2 separate regions of the Homo sapiens genome follow, and region 1 is linked to region 2. Evidence: chromatin loops called from intact Hi-C (ENCODE). Cell type or tissue: endothelial cell of umbilical vein. All regions are shown on one strand.

Region 1 (2,500 bases), 61 kb after region 2:
ACTTAGTCTGAGAGTAGAGCCCAGGAATTTGCATTTTTAAACAAATTCTTCAAGTGATTCTAAAAAAGGTTTTCTACAGAGAACATTGAGTCTCTTGTTTCATAAATGAATGAAATGGAGGCCAGCAAGGGAAGAGACCTATCCAGTCTTCTTTCTGGCTAATGAGAATGCACAGACTAGAATGAAGGTTACCTTTTAATATTCCAGTGTTATTTCCCTGACTCCATGCTACAACAGCTTAGGACCCAGAATGAATCTGTCCTACACCTTGGTTTATTCCACTGACCCCTGATGTCTTTTTACCCATGCATTAGGTTAACTGGAGAGACACAAAAACCCAGCTGTATACTCAAAAGGTATGCAGAACCAGCTACTTTAGAAACCTTTCAATCATAGCCCCAATATTTACATGCTGTGTGACTTGTGATAGTTATTTGAATTCTGTGTGCTTCGGTTTATTCCTTTGTAAAGTGGTAAAACAAAAGCTACATTTTCAGGATGTTGTGAAGAATTATGTAAAATACTAGCACAGAGCTTGCAAATAACAAGTTCCCAGTAAACAGTAACTATTATTAATGCCATCTTAAAACATGGCAATAAAACTACATTTTTTCATTCTCCTAAAGCCGTATTCTCAAAGCGTAGTCCCCTACAACAGAATTACCTGGAAGTGTTTGTTTAAAACATAGATTTCTGAAACCAGCCCCCCATAAGACCTAGTGAATTGAATCATTGGGGTGGGGCCCAGAAGTCTGCATTAACAAGCAAGCATCCTCGATTCTTCTTTTGCATGCAAAAGTTGGACTAGGGCTGTAGACAAAGAGTACTTCTTCTTAATGAAGACGTGTATGAATGAGAGGGAAGCAGTGTTGAACACTCTAATTTGAAACTAACAATTTTCTGCTAATAAAAGGTTGAGTGCCACCTACTGCCCCATTTTAGAATGCAATGCTGAGATTGGTTCAATTCCTCTCTCAGTAATTGAATTTACCCTGAAAAATAAATCAATCCTAAACAAGATATCCAAACAATATAAAGCACTGTTGGAAGAAGAAATAAAAACAGGCTTTGCTTAACCAAAAGAAAATTTTCAAAGTTAAAGGTTTTTGGAGTTTTAGATTCGTATATCTAATAAACTCCTGTAGTTTCGAGTTACTGCTAAAACAGTAAAGGAAAATATAATTTTTGACTCACTGGCCTGTGCCAACAGTGAAAGGAAAAACGGTACCACTGAACACCCTAAAATACTGTAATGAAACAACATGCAGCCACTCTAACTTCCCATGGTCCCAAGAGAAAATTAAGTGAAATAAAAGCAATTTTCTTACCTCATAACACTGTATTCAAGTCCAGTATCAAAACAGCCACCTGCAGGACACTAGTTGGAAAGTTAACATTCCCTTTCAAAGTTACTCCAAAAGCCTTTTGAAATATAGTCTGTTACTATGTTTAAAGCTGATTTCCCCTTCCAAGTCGCAAATGCATACAAATATGCCCAGAGGCTCAAAAGAAATGGGCAAAGCCTTATAAATATTCATTTACAACTAGCAGTTATACACTGTTTCAATAATTCAATGAGAAATCATAAAAAGCATTTGCCTTCAATTTTTGTTTATTTTTAGAAAATAAATGGCAAAATATATACACTGTGGAGTCTGAATCTCCTCATCATAGAGTGTGAACGATGGTCCGGCTGCGAAGCTGCTGAATATACTCTTTGGCATGGGCAACTGCCGTCTTTGGTGGCTCAGGTGGAGGTGGGGGCCCTTCCACCAACTTCACAAAATAATGGCAATAAACCTTCTCCATGATCCCAAAGCGACCTCTGCCATGGTAGCGGATGCGTTTCAGGCACTGGCCTCGTCCTGAGGTGGACTCAGCTAAACAGGAAGAAAAAGAGAATTACAGGAAATGAGTGTTATCCACAAGCCTGATCAGCTGAGCAATTTCTGTCCTTTCCTTGACTGGATTCTGAGATTACATGGGCTCACTGGTTGGCTAGAGCAGGCTTGTCTCAAAACAACTATCTCCTGAATGCTAACTAAGGACCAGGCACTATTCTAGTGTTGGAGAAGTAAGAGTGCACAAGACTGGCAAGGCCCCTGCCTCCAAGCAGTTTACATTCTGGAGAAGAAAGACGTAAAATAAAATGATAATTTCAGCTAGTGACAAGTGCTGTGAATAAATCAGAATGAGATGACAGACAATGATGGGGTGTAAGGGACTTCAGACTGGGAGTGTCAAGAGGCATCCCTGAGAAAGAGACATTTGATCTAAGAGCAGAATGAATCATCTATTTGAATATCTAGGGACAGGGTATTCCAGGCAGAGGAAACAGCAAGTGCAAAGGCCCAATGGTGGGAATGCACTCGGCTTGTTTTAGGAAAAGAAAGAAGACTACCATGCTGAAGCATAGTAAGCAAGGGGAAGAGAAGCACAAACAAGGAAAAGAGATTAGAGATAAAGCTAGGGCAAGATTACACAAGGTCCTGTAGGCTCA
Region 2 (2,500 bases):
GTTTTTGGTAAATTTGTCTGTTGAGCTTCATACTGGAGTTATGAGTAGGAAATAATAATACAGTATTACAGTACTCTGGGTTTGTTTGTGCAGTCAATTTTACCAGTGGGTTTTATACTTTCAATTTTTTTGGCACGTTAGTGTTGTTTTCTTTCAGATTTGAGAACCCTCTTTAGCATTTCTTGTTAGATAGATCTGGTAGTGGTAAATTCTCTTAGCTTTTGTTTGTCTGGGAAAAAAACTTTATCTCCCCTTCAGATTTGAAAGATAATTTTGCTAGATATAGTATTCTTGAATGTCAGTTTTTTTCTTTTGGCACTTTGAAAATGTCATTCCATTCCCTCCTGGCCTGTATGGCTTCCACTGAAACGTCTGTTGCCAGATGAATTGGAGCTCCTTTATAAATTATTTGCTTCTTTTCTCTTGCTACTTTTAGGATTCTCTCTTTGTCCTTGACCTTTGAGAATTTTATTATTACATGCCTTGAGGTAGTCTTATTTGGGGTCAAAGCTATTTGGTGTTCTCTAACCTTCCTGTGCCTGGTTATTTATAACTTCACCAAGTTTTTTAAAGTTTTCTGTTATTATTTCTTTGAATAAGCTTTCTACCCTGTACTCTTGCTCAGCTGCCTTTTGAACATCCATAATTCTTAGATTTGGTCTTTTAAGGTAATATTTTTGTATCTTGTAGGCAATCTTGCTGTTCATCCTTTTTGTTTCTCCTCTGTTTGTGTGTTTTCAAATAGTCATCTTCTAGCTCATCGATTCTTTTCTCCACTCTATCAATTCTGCTGTTGAGACCCTCTAATAAATTTTTCAGTGTAGCACATATATTTTTCAGTTTCATGATTTCTGTTTGATTTTTTAAAATTATTTCAATCTCTGTTAAATTTTTCTGATAAATTTCTGACTTGCTTTTTTGTGTTATCTTGGAGATCCCCTAAAACTACTGTTTTAAATTCTTCTTCAGAGAGCTCACATATCACCATCTCATTAGGGTCAGTTACTAGTTCCTTGCTTTGTCTGTTTGGGGAGATCATGGTTCCTTGTTTGCTGTTACTTCTTATGGATGTATGTCTATGTATTTGTATTGCTTTAATTATTTATTCCAGTCTTCTCTAACTGGCTTGTTTAGGTTTTTATTAGATGTGTTTGCTTGGATGTTCTTTACTATTTGGTCACTGCCTCCCCTTTGGCTCTAGGTGGCACCTTAAGCCCAGGTTCTCCTCAGCTCTAGTAAATAATTGAAGCACTGTCCTTCCTGAATGCAGAAGCTCCTAAAGGGGATATCCCAGCATTGTGGGAAAGCTGGCTAGGGGTTTGTGCCCAGGGGACCTGTGGAATGAACCACCTTCAGCGTGGTGTGCTACTGTGATTTGGCATCTCCTTTGGCCAAGTTACAGAGCAGAGTTCCCAGGGCTGGAAATGGTAATCATAACTCCCACTTTGTCTCTGCCTGTCTTCAGGGATATTTCTCTCTTCAGACACTCTCGATGCTACCCGTGGCTTAAGGAAGGGACAAATCTCCTGCCAGGGCATCCAAGATGGTTGTCCACCTTAGTCTCACTGTTTCCAGTGTAGAGACAGTGAATTGGGGGAAAATATTTCTGCATGCTTGGTGCTGGGCAGAATGGAGGGAGGAGCATCACAGATGTGGAAGTCCTATTCTCTGCTCAGAATTTTTTTCACTTCTCTGAGGCCCTGGGAGCTATCTCATCTTCATATTTGAGTTCTGGCGTATTTTTTAGGATAATCTCAGCACTCAATGTTTGTTTTTGGTTTTCTGTGAAGGGGAGTAAATCCAGCTTGCTTCTGCACCACCATTTTGGAACTGGAAGTCCTCTCAGTAAGCATCTTTATGATGGGTATTTCTGGACATTTATCTTGTTCCTTTTTGTTTGGAACATATTTCCCTATTTATTCATTCACCTTGAATATTTATTTATTAATTTACCTTGACTGTGTTGGTGTCTGCTCATTAGAAAAAAAAAGTCCACCTCTCCTAGTCTTCATGGACTGGCCTCATATAGGAGAATATCTTCATCAACCAGCCCAGCCAGAAATTCTGGGGCCTCAAACTTTTATTGCTAGTCCAACCTGCTTTCTTTATTTTCAGTGACTCCCAGGTATGTTTGGTCCAGTTGGTGCTCTGAGACAAGTGAAAAATGAAGCCAATTCCTTGGGAAGCCCCCCAAAAACTTAGATCATTAGACGCTGTCCAACTCTTTTCCTCCCCCAAGGAGCAGCTGGAATTTGAGTGTTGTTTTTTTTTTTCTACCTGCTCACTGTGCACCAAGCTGGGTGGCGGGGAGTGATGACTAATTATATGCTAGGTAAAAATTCTATCTTTCTTTCACTAGCCCCCAGGTGACTAGAATGCTAGGTTCCATTAATGCTCTGAGACAGGCAAGAAAGAAGCCAGTTCTTTAGGCAGCATCCAGAAAAGTTAGAGCATTGGATGTGTGGTCTCTTTCCCTCCCCACAGAGAAGCTGGGAGCTAG

What was found. Peaks named below come from ENCODE experiments on the same cell type or tissue, not always from the same donor. Only the 100,000 strongest peaks of a DNase experiment are listed, where the experiment ranks them.
Region 1: it touches region 2 in a loop (8-fold over the local background); 11 of 110 quality-filtered maps call a loop at or near these places.

The regions. Positions count from the first base shown.
Region 1 is chr5:154,966,066-154,968,565 of GRCh38, reverse strand. MRPL22 (mitochondrial ribosomal protein L22) reads right to left here. Exons shown (of 7, transcript NM_014180.4): 7 at 1-1,880. The coding sequence ends at 1,669. Among named protein-coding and RNA genes, the nearest start is that of MRPL22, 26 kb to the right of the region's middle. In endothelial cell of umbilical vein, a CTCF peak has its summit at 940 (motif pointing left); DNase peaks (open chromatin) are centred at 935 and 1,945; H3K4me3 peaks cover 361 bases; H3K27ac peaks cover 2,031 bases.
Region 2 is chr5:155,026,925-155,029,424 of GRCh38, reverse strand. No RefSeq gene overlaps it. Among named protein-coding and RNA genes, the nearest start is that of KIF4B, 14 kb to the right of the region's middle. In endothelial cell of umbilical vein, a CTCF peak has its summit at 1,183 (motif pointing right); no DNase peak of the experiment used is centred here.